Linked DNA regions of Homo sapiens: region 1 is linked to region 2. A link is a contact called in ENCODE Hi-C or POLR2A ChIA-PET data. All regions are on one chromosome and are shown on one strand. The core of a region is the stretch at or near the end of the contact, and the rest is flanking DNA. Distances in the headings are between cores, read along the strand shown. Region 1 has its middle 92 kb from the start of SNHG20. Region 2 overlaps MXRA7 (matrix remodeling associated 7).

What was found. A loop is a pair of places that touch in the nucleus more often than their neighbours do. ChIA-PET counts read pairs that join two places held with the same protein, here RNA polymerase II (POLR2A). Pooled maps may share reads with other maps.
Region 1: a loop to region 2 is called in a pooled map, with 3 times the contacts of the local background. The contact joins two enhancer-like sites. A Hi-C loop is called at or near these places in 1 of 168 maps with a recorded cell type or tissue (breast epithelium) and 1 of 50 pooled maps. POLR2A ChIA-PET finds 5 or more read pairs at or near these places in 3 of 52 experiments (Caco-2, HEK293 and naive thymus-derived CD8-positive, alpha-beta T cell).

Annotation. Positions count from the first base shown.
Region 1 is chr17:76,994,049-76,999,649 of GRCh38, forward strand. No RefSeq gene overlaps it. Among named protein-coding and RNA genes, the nearest start is that of SNHG20, 92 kb to the right of the region's middle. RefSeq lists enhancers at 1,151-1,692, 3,863-4,403, 4,359-4,438. Within about 2 kb of position 4,148, at least 5 of the 41 ENCODE cell types and tissues checked have a DNase peak (open chromatin) inside an H3K27ac peak, as active enhancers do.
Region 2 is chr17:76,695,234-76,700,890 of GRCh38, forward strand. All of the region lies in intron 1 of MXRA7 (matrix remodeling associated 7), which reads right to left. Among named protein-coding and RNA genes, the nearest start is that of MXRA7, 13 kb to the right of the region's middle. RefSeq lists enhancers at 1,920-2,473, 2,474-3,027, 3,028-3,580, 4,903-5,407, 5,408-5,657. Within about 2 kb of position 1,643, at least 17 of the 41 ENCODE cell types and tissues checked have a DNase peak (open chromatin) inside an H3K27ac peak, as active enhancers do.

The DNA of each region.
Region 1 (5,601 bases), core at 2,898-5,397, 300 kb after region 2:
TTATTTATTTAAACACACAGCTGACACTTGTGCCTCTTGTTTTCGGAGAGTCGGGGACAGGATATAAACATATTTGGAAAGAAGCCGGAGCAGGGGACATTGACGAACCAGGGGCCTCGGAGGTTCTGGATAATTCTCTTATTCTGGTCCAGTGCTGACCACACAGGTTTATTTTTCCCTTGCTCAGAGATGATGGGAGGAGAATCAGAGAAACAATGGTCATGCCGACCTCAGGCTTCCTGTGAGGGTCAGGACATCCATCATTGTTCCTCTACAAATTAATAGACTGGCCCATCCCTGGTTGCTACGGCAACTGCCCCCAGTGCTTTTGTGATCGTAAAATGGAATTCACTGGAAGTCCTTTTCAAGTGAACTCTTCTCCAGACAAACGGATTGAGGAAGGAAATTACCAGAAGGCCCAGCACCTCTGAACAGGTCTTTGTTTCCAGGAGATGGGCCTGATGAGAGGCTGAGAAGCCACTACCGAAGCCACTACCGGAAAGGACACTATTAATTACAGGGTATTCCAGAAGTTGCCCTGGCCACAGGGGAGGAGCAGGCTCTGTGGTTTCCACACATAGTTCCCAGCACTGCAATTAACCCAGAGCCTTCCAGAAATGTCAAAGACAATGAGGTTTTATTTTTCTCCTTTTCTCCCACTATCTTGGGCTCCTTACTTCAAATTGCCTTTGCCCTGTTCTGATCTCTGTGAAGGATGCCACATGCAGGGGAAAAAAATTCCAGCTCAAAAGCAGAAAATCCCAGAGTCCCCACACCAGAGGCCACCTTGAGGGGTTCTGGGGGAAGCCTCCCTGAGCAGGCCGGACGGTCGACCAGCTTTGCCTGTTTCATACCAAGACTCCAGAATTCAGTTGCAAAGGAAAACTCCCTATCCTGAGTGCCTTCCTTTTTATACAAAAAACAAAAACAGAGGCCGGGCGTGGTGGCTCATGCCTGTAATCCCAGCACTTTGGGAGACCAAGATGGGTGGATCACTTCGGGCCAGGAGTTCGAGACCAGCCTGGCCAACATGGCGAAACCCCATCTCTACCAAAAATACAAAAATTAGCCGGGCGTGGTCCACATGCCTGTAATCCCAGCTACTCAGAAGGCTGAAGTAGAACTGTTTGAACCTGGGAGGTGGAGGTTGCAGTGAGCTGAGATCGCGCCACCGCACTCCAGCCTGAGTGACAGAGCAAGACTCTGCCTCAAAAAAGAATTAAAAAATAAAAATAAAAATAATAAAACAAAAACACCCAGCATTTCCTCCCAATTATATAAGTCATTCACATCCACAGTAGAAAAATGAGAAAATAGAGAAAACCACACAGAATAAGATAAAGCCAATTACAATCCCGTCCGCACCCCAAATACCCACCGCTAGCATTTGGCTGTAAACCTTTCCAGTCCTGTCTCTCTGGGTAACTGCCTTGTTGGCTCCTGACGTCATTGCTTTTTCTCCCCTGCCCTTTCATGTGTCGATGGGAGGAGGTCCATTGTCCCTCACCCCTGGATGCAAACATTAGCAAATGCATGGCCCCAGCTCCTTCTCTTAGGTAATAGCTCGTGGCCACGCTGGGTTGCAAACACAGTCTTAATTTGGTCTTCAGAATATTCAGCTTGTGGAAGATCAGAAATGTGCCGCCCCAAAATGTGCACCTTTTGGCATCAGGCTGTTGAGCTGCGGGCAGTTAAGAAGAAGCAGGTGCAGGAAGCTCTGCACTCCCTCTGTTTGCCTAAAAGCAGGACATAGATTTGTAGAGACAGAAGCTGTCCCACTCCCCTTTCTACCACGGAGCAAAGCTGAGCCACTGAAGACACCTTTGCACCCTTGTGGGCCTGAGGCCAGCTCCAGAGGCATCCACAAGAACAGGTTTCCCCAGCCAGCCTGCACCCGCCAGCTCTGTGCCTCTCCAGGGGGCTGCACCCAAAGTCCTTTCCCTTTGTCTTGTGACTTCTCCAAAGATGTACTGTTCTCTGTGGAAGATGCAACATGATCTGGGATTCAAAGCCATCTCTTTGAGAACCAGGCATTCCCTGGGTGCTTCCTGTGCACATAGGCAACGTGTATGCTGGCTGGGCCTAATCCCAGCACTTTGGGAGGCCGAGGTGGGCGGATCACTTGAGGTCAGGAGTTCGAGACCAGCCTGGCCAACATGGCAAAACCCCGTCCCTACTAAAAATACAAAAATTAGCTGGGTGTGGTGGCGCACGCCTGTAATCCCAGCTACTCAGGAGGCTGAGGTAGGAGAATTGCTTGAACCTGGGAGGCAGAGGTTGCAGTGAGCTGAGATCCTGCCACTGCACTCCAGCCTGGGCAACAGAGCGAGACTCCATATCAAAAAAAAAAAAAAAAGAAAGAAAAAGAAAGAAAGAAAGAAAAGAAAAAGGCAGCATGCATGCTGATGCACGTCTGCCTTTCTCTTGTTAATCTGTCTTTTTGTTCCAGGAGGCTGTTCCAGCTGAGAACTTATGAGTATTGTAGGAACAAATGAGTTTTCCACCCCTACAAGCCCATGATATTTAATCATATCTCTCAAGGGAACTAGGGGTTGAATCTTCTCCCTTCCCCAGCTCAGCCTGCTCCAGTCCAGAGGCTGCAATGGGAAGGGGATGGGGCGGATGATCTGCCCCAGCCCTGGCAGAGAGAGGGGGTTGGGGGGAAGGAGGTGGGAACCTGCTAGGGTGGTCCTCACTCGCCTGGACAGCTTCCCCTCTTGGCTTCCAAGGGCTCCTGGAAGGTTCCCTGCTGGGCTCTGGGTCCCTGTGACCCTGGGGGATGCTCCTCAAATCCTGAGTAGTCCCATGTGACGTCCAGCAGAAGCCCCCCCGAGCATCCTTCTGGGCACTGCCCCATCCCCTTCCAGACGGCCCCACTGGTAGGGTCCTTGGGTAGCCCCTTGTGATTCTCTCTCTGGTCTGCAAGGAACACTCCCATCTCCTTGCCCTGACACACAAACCTGGGCCTGTAGGGCTCCCGCTCCACCACCCGAATGGCCACAGCCATTTCCTCACCATGGAGATGTTTCTGGGGGAGGCAGACCCCTGGCCCCCTCACTCACGCATTTCCAGGCTGGGCCAGGTGTCCATGCTTTGCATTTCTCTGCTGCAGGAGACACATTTCAAGGCTCTCTGCAGGGGGTCCCATGAGTTCTCCTGATGCAGAGACAGAGCGGGGACCCGCCTAGGGGCCTGCCCGCACCCACCCCCCAACCACAGCATGGAAATAAAGGAAAAGTCTTGAGTTCCTTCAGGAGAAATTCCAGGCACTAGCTAGCCTTGGAGAATAAATGAGCAGCCGGATAAGCAGGAAGATAGCAACAAACAAGATGAGAGCAACAGGAGCCTCCCAAGCAAGCCAGAGGAACAAGGTGTTTTGGTTCCTACAGAAACTAAAGATAACATCTTCACATATGTTCTCGAGTTGTTTTTCAGAAACCCCCACTGCCAGCCTCTATCCTATAGACCTCAGATGTGGGGAACCGAGGGCGGCACTCTGACTGCCGTTCTTTGTTCAGAATTTCATCCTGAGAGGCCTGGAGAATCATGCCCATGGCCACACTGAGGTACAGCCTCCATGTATGGGTTTACAACTTTACCTGCAATGCACCCCTCGCTTTCCTGAAATGCATCCCTGCCTTTAAAAACCCTTGCCTGTGCTCACGCCTGTAATCCTGGCACTTTGGGAGGCTAAGGTGGGCAGATCACTTGAGGTCAGGGGTTCAAGACCCACCTGGCCAACATGGTGAAACCCCGTCTCTACTAAAAAATACAAAATTAGCCAGGCGTGGTGGCAGGTGCCTGTAACCCCAGCTACTCGGGAGGCTGAGGCAGGAGAATCGCTCGAACCCAGGAGGCGGAGGTTGCAGTGAGCCGAGATCATTCCACTGCACTCCAGCCTGGGCGACAAGAGCAAAACTCGGTCTCAAAACAAACAAACAAACAAACAAAACCCCTGCTTGTGAGCCGTCGGGAGTTTGGGTCTTCAGCCTTAGCTGCCTGTTCCCCTCGCTTGGCGCCCCGCTGTAAGTGCCCTTTTTGAGACAGCTGGGGAAAGCAGAACAGGGACGGGGGAAGGGTCCCTGTTTTCCTTACACACCATGCTGACTGCAGCCATACTCAGCCATGCAGCCCTGTAACCACAAACGCTTCCTTTCACAAAAATAGGCCAAGTAAATCTAAAACACACAGAGTGCTTAAACCACAAATGTCGTGGCTGTTAACAGTAGGGACTCTCCACAATCCCCAAATGCACATCCCCAGCAAGGTCCTAGCCCGCCCTAACTGTACCTTTGCTTCATTTTAATGGTAAACATCATACCCCGGATGGAAAGTTGAGATGCTAATGAGACATGCGTCGCGTGAAGAAGCGTGACAGAGACTGTGCAGTCATGATGGACAGACCACCCTAAACATGCAATGATGTCATCTGGAGGAGGCCGGAAGGAAAATAAATCAACAGTCCGACCAGCTTTGGGGAGCCAGCTGCAGGTCTCTTCCTGTACTGTCCCCCTTGCTGCTCCAGCTGAAAGCCCTGATAAACTGCCTTGCTCAAGCCCATCTTAGACTCTCGGTCAACTTCTATTTTCTGAGGGTCCACTGGCTGGGAACGCTGTGCTCTTGGAAACTCTCCCTTCTAGGGTTCTGGGAGAGGGTGAGGGGGCTCAAGAGACCGGGGCGGTTCTCCTTCATCCTGCTGTAAATCCTGCACCTGACAGGGCAGGGTCCCTGGTATCTATAGCATCATCTCTCCAGCCAAAACTCAGCCCTGCTCTAACAGCCTGAGACAGTGCCCTTTCTAAATACAGTGCTGTGATATGATGGCAACTCACATGTATCAAGCATTCACTGCAACAAACACTTTGAGGGATTAGCTCGCAGAACCCTCACAGCCCTAGGAGCTAGACACTGCGTGCAGGAGAGGTAACTGACCCAAAGAATGCCTGGCCTCTGACCTGGTTACCGCGGAGGAGGGTGATCTCTAGGCCACACCATGTCCCTCCTGACAGGAGTGTCTTTGTTGCCCAAGGGCTTTGGCCCCTGGAGGGTCCAGCAATGCGGTTTATGATGGGGGCCTCAGGACATCCCGTATCAGTGCCGACCTCCAGAGGGACTGAAGAGGATAGGTGAGTCACATGGTTAGCGTGTGATGGAGCCCCAGGAAAAGCTCTGGACCCCAAAGCCTCAGGTGAGCTTCCCTGGCAGGAAGCACTCTTGAATGTTGTCAGGCATTAGGGCCAGGAGGTGGGAAGACCGCCCAGGGTTCCCTGGGGAGAAGATGGCCAGAGGCTCCGCGTTTAGATCCCATCAGACTTTGGCCTGTGCATCTTGTCCCATGGCTGGTCCTAATTTGTAACTTATTTATTTATTTATTTATTTATTTATATATTCTGAGACAGAGTCTTGCTCTATCACCTGGGCTGGAGTGCAGTAGTTTGATCTCGGCTCATTGCAACCTCCACCTCCTGGGTTCAAGCAATTCTCCTGCCTCAGCCTCCTCAATAGCTGGGATTATAGGCGTGCGCCACCGTGCCTGGCTAATTTTTGTATTTTTAGGAGAGGTGGGGTTTCACCATGTTGGCCAGACTGGTCTTGAACTCC
Region 2 (5,657 bases), core at 393-2,892:
TGTGGACACAACAGAAAAGTGAAAGTGCTGACTCCAGTAGTAAGAAGTGCCGGTTTCAGACACAGTGCAATGGAGACAAAGACACAAACCCTTCTGCAAGGGGTGGCTCTTTAGCTTCAGGTGTGTGTGTGTGTGTGTGTGTGTGCAACGGGATGGGAAGGGATAAAGCAAAACCTTGTGCGAAATACCAGAGCTCCATCGTCTAAGGCTGTGCTCAACAGAGAGCTGGCACTAAGGATTTTACCTTCGTGCCTCCCTCATAGCACGCCCATCTTTCCTTCCGCTTTGGCACAATCAAATTTGCAGCTATGTTTTCAGGAGTGTGCACGGTGGGGGCCTGGAGGAAAGGGAGCTCAGCTGTGTCTGCAGGGAGCAAAGAAGGCCTCAGAGTGGATGAGAAAGCCACGCTGGGTCCGAGATGGGCTTGCCAGGCAGATGTAGAGAGAAGGGCATCTGGGCAGAGTGCACAGCCCATGTAAAGGCATGGAGGCACGGAACACCTCGGCTCTTCCAGTGGCTCTACAGACTTGGGTATGATTGCAGGGTGGGTGTGACACAGTCAGAAATAGTGTGCAGAGGCTGGGTGTTGTGGCTTATGCCTGTAATCCCAGCACTTTGGGAGGTTAAGGCAGGTGGATCATTTGAGGCCAGGAGTTCAAGACCAGCTTGGCCAACACGGTGAGACCCCCTCTCTACTAAAAAAATACAAAAATTAGCTAGGTGTGGTGGCGGGTGCCTGTAATCCCAGCTACTTGGGAGGCTGAGGGAGGAGAATCTCTTGAACCCAGGAGGCGGAGGTTGCAGTAAGCCGAGATCGCACCACTGCACTCCAGCCTGGGTGACAGAGCGTGACTCTATCTCAAAAAGAAAAAAAGAAAGAAAGAAACAGTGTGCAGAAATGCAGGGTCTGCAACCACAGAGATCATATACAGGACACTAAAGCGTTTGGTTTCATTCCTCAGGAAGTGAGAAGCCACCTGAAACTTTCAAACAGGGATAAACAAGGCTGGGCGCGGTGGCTCACACCTGTAATGCCAGTACTTTGGGAGGCCATGGTGGGAGGGCTGCTTGATGCCAGGGGTTTGAGACCAACCTGGGCAATGAAGTGAGACCCCCATCTCTATAAAAAATTAACAAATTAGCCGGGGGTGGTGGCATGTGCTTGTAGCCCCAGATACTTCGGAGGCTGAGGTGGGAGGATCGCTTGAGTCCAGGAGTTTGAGGCTGCAGTGAGCTATGATGATGTTACTGTACTCCAACTGAGTGACAGTGGGAGACCCTGCCTCTAAAAAAATAAATAAAAATAAAAAATAAACAGGTGTCAATACAAATTTTTTAAACGAAAAAAATAAACACGGACAAACAGAGTGAGAGCTGCACTTGGGAGGCTGAGGTGGGAGGATTGCAATGGGGCAAGAGAAGAGGCAGGAGGAACTATGAGAAGAGGGTACAGAGCTCAGGGGAGAGATGATAAAGGCCCAAACTGCGATGCTAAAGGCACCTGGCCTTCAGCTCAGCGTTGAATGAATCCGTGAAGGTGCGGCCAGCCAAAGGCAATCTCTCCAGGGTCTCATGGTCTGAGTCCTCCCCACCATCAGGCAGCTGTGCCATGGTGGGTGCGACCAGGATCATTTCCTGGAGGCGGCACGAACCCAACAGAGTACGCAGCTGATTCTTCCTGAGGTCTCAAAGGAAACGGAACAGAGCAGCTGCTCGAGCGCTGACTCAAACCTCACCCAAGGCCATCATCACCGCGGAGTTCCTGTCCATGCCCTTGGTCCCAGGAGTGTTCAGGCTACTCGGCTCATGGGCTGAACTGTGTTCCACGCCCCAATTCATATGCTGAAGCCTTGGCCCCAACTACCTCTCAGCCTGACTCTATTTGGAAACAGGGCCTTTAAAGAGGTGATTAAGTTAAAATGAAGCCATTAGGGTGGGCCCTAACCCAAGGACTGCTGTCCTTATAAGAGGAAACTCGGACACACACAGAGACATGAGAGTTGTGAGTGCACAGAGGAAAGACCATGTGAGGAGGCGGAGAAGGCGGCCAACTGCAAGCCAGCGAGACAGGGCTTAGGAGGACCCGAACCTGCGGACACCCTGAACTTGGCCCTCCAGTCTGCAGAACTCTGGGAAAAGAAACGTCTGTTGCTGAAGGTGCCCGGTCTGTGGTGTTTTGTTATAGCAGCCCTGGCAAATGAATACATCATGTTTCTGATGAAAGTCAATCAATTTCATGGAAACAGTGAATTGAGACAGGCAGCTGGCGTCACCCTGGCTGGTCCCCAGGGCAGGCTGGGCTGAGCCCAAGCTCCATCACTTCACTGATCAGAGTCTCAGCATTTTATGACTGAATAGAGACCACATTTTAATGTCATGTTCTGGGATAATTTTCTAATTCAGCTTTTCCCTCCAATGGAGGAGGTGGAGGCGGGAGGGGGAAGGCAAACGGGACGTGCCTCCTGACAGCCTCCCCAGTGCTAGGAGCCTAGGACCAGGGTGCCCCGGAGGCCAAGCTGAGGGGCCCGGCCAGGCTGCAGTAGCTGGGAGACACAGTGAACCAAGCTCACGCCCTGCAGGCTGCACGCTGCCATTTATGGCTGCCCTGGCTGATTCAAGCTAATTCAAGCGTGATGCAAAGTGCTGAAGTCGGGAGAGGGAGAGAGGGGAGGGGAGAGAAGAGAGGGATAGATAAGGCGGGGGGAGGGGAGAGAGAGAGAACACTAACAGAGGGAGAGAGAGTGATAGAGACAGATTTCTGCCTGCGTGTCTGCTGCCCAAGGAGATGGTTCTGCTGTGGGGCAGTGCAAAGAAGGTCTCTTGTGGCCCTGTGGCCACCAGAGCTGCCGCATGCTGTGACTGCACCAATCCCACTGGCTAATCCAGAATGACTTTAGAGGACAGCGGCTCCAGGAGGCAGGCCGTTCCTAACTCCCAAGGGGACACCTGTCCCTCCCCTGCCTGCAGCAGGCAAGGATGGAGATAACAGGAAGGCGACAAGGGGCCTGCCCAGGCCCCCCAACCCCAGAATGGGCCGGGCCCAGGGCTGCCTCCACAGTGCCTGACAATGCTCTCACTCCTTCCAGAAGGACTCCATTAGCCAATCAGCTGCTCATCTTTTGCAATGGGCGGGGGGGGAGCAGCAAAGCCCAGCTGGCGCCAGCTCCGGGGGCTTGGTGGTGGGCAGGGAGGGCAGGCTGGGGCAGGGGTCACCTCTGTTCCTCCATACCCGGCAAAACAACTCAGCCATCTCCCCCTCCAAACTACAGCTCCAGGCTGGGGACACGCAGGCTCCACTCTCTAAATCCGTATTTGCAACTGGATGAGGCATGTCCCAGGAACTTCTGTCCAGAACCTAGTAACCCAAGTCTCAAACTGTCCCCCTCTCACTTGTCCAGTTTTTCTTGGCAGCCACAGCATCTCTGACACCTTAACATGGCCTGGGAATGTTGATTCCAACCTGACTTCCTTCCTTTCTGTTTTTTTTTTTTTTTTTTTTTTTTTTTGAGATAAGAGTCTTGCTCTGTTGCCCAGGCTGGGATGCAATGGTGGGATCTCTGCTCACTGCAACCTCCGCCTCCCGGGTTCAAGAGATTCTTCTGCCTCAGCCTCCCGAGTAGCTGGAATTACATGTGCATGCCAGCATCCCCGGCTAATTTTTGTATTTTTAGTAGACAGGGTTTCACCATGTTGGCCAGGCTGGTCTTGAACTCCTGACTTCAAGTGATCCGCCCACCTCAGCCTCCCAAAGTGCTGGGATTACAGGCGTGAGTCACCGCGCCCAGCCCTGACTTCCTTTCTATTCTGAATTCTAGAGTCTCCCCTTCACTCCAACAGGCTTCTGGCTTCACCCCTTTGTTCTCCTGCTACAACCATTCAATGCCTTCAGGTGGCACCTACATCTGCTCTCCTCCAATTCATCCTTTTTGGGGAGACGGACTCATTCTGTAGCCCAGGCTGGAGTGCAGTGGTGCAATCATGGCTCACTGCAGCCTCAACCTCCCTGGGCTTAAGCAACCCTCCCCCCTCAGCCTCCTAAGTAGCTGGGATCACAGGAGTGTGCCACAACACCCAGCTAGTTTTCTTATTTTTTGTAGAGATTGGGTCTCACTATGTTGCTCAGAGTGGTCTCAAACTCCTGGGGTCAAGCCATTCTCCTGCCTCAACTTCCCAAAGTGCTGGGATTACAGGCAGAAGCCACCACACCCAGCCCTCATCCAGCTTTAAGAACATCTTCAAATGCCAACTTCATAATGTGTTTCCTGCTCAAAACCCATGCCACCTGCCTACATTGCCTGACCTTGTTCAATTTCAATAATCTCTGTTTCTCCAAGTTCTACTTCCAGATTCTCCTGCCATCAGATTGGGTGAGGTCTCTCTCCTCGATGGCTAAGAACCGAGGGTGCCACTGGGTAGGGGTGGTGGGCTGGGACTTGGGGTGCTCTTTGCACCATGGCCTCAGGAATGTGATCTGTCCTTCCACATTCACCTCTGCACACACCCCTCTCCTTCCTCTGTCTGGGCAGGGGTCCCCCAGGGTCATAGGACCTGATTTGGAGGCCCTTTAATTCTACCCTAGGTTTGCAGAGACTGCTGCAAGGAGGAGGGGACAGAGTAAAAGGGGCCTAGACTGCCACCCAGAGCAGCTCTGTTTTTGCTTTATGTCCTGGGCTTCCATAAGACACTGAAGAGGCAAGAAGGGATCCAGTGTTTTATTATTATCATTTTTTATTTATTTACTTTTGAGACTGGGTCTCACTCTGTCACCCAGGTTGGAGTGCAGTGGCACAATCTCGGCTCACTGCAACCTCCACCTCCTGGGTTCAAGCGATTCTCCTGCCTCAGCCTCCCAAGTAGCTGATTAGTCCCAAGTAGGGATTACAGGCATGCGCCACCACACCTGGCTTTTTGTATTTTTAGTACAGACTGGGTTTTGCCACGTTGGCCAGGCTGGTCTCGAACTCCTGACCTCAGGTGATCTGCTCGCCTCAGCCTCCCAAAGTGCTGGGATTACAGGCGTGAGCCACCGGACACAGCCAGGATCCAGTGTTTTAGAAAATGTTAGAAAACCACTGATCTAGTGTGGCTTCCGCCTAAGGAAAAACAGTCGCTGATGGAAACTTGGATGAACTGCTGGTATCCCGTCTCTGTCTGAACGCTTCTGGCACAGGAAACTCACTACCTTACAGAGCAGTCTTCCTCTCTGGGGCATAACATAACAGCACGAGGGCAAGAACTGCAGGCGGCTGTGCAGGGCGCTGGGCTACAGGCCTGGGCAGGGACAGAAACAAGATACCTTCCTGCTGCCCCAGGTGGGAGACAAAGAGACAGGACCTGCCTCTAGGCAGGAGCCCACAGCGATTTCTGTTCTTTCTTTTTGTGGCATTGTGGCGTATTTATTCAACAGGTGCCTACTGCGTGCGGGCCTGTTGCAGGAGCTGGGATGTGGCGGGCAAGGGCCCTGCTCTCCGGAACAGGCGTTCCACTGCGGCAGACAAGCCACACTGAAATAAAAGATGACCTCAGACCGGATGAAGTGCTATGAAGAAAGCCAAACGTGATGATACACTGGAGAGAGAGAGAGAGTGGGCGGGCGGCAGGCGGGGGACTTTACATCTGCTCACGGGGGCAAGGACATAGAGAGGAGAGAGGTGAGG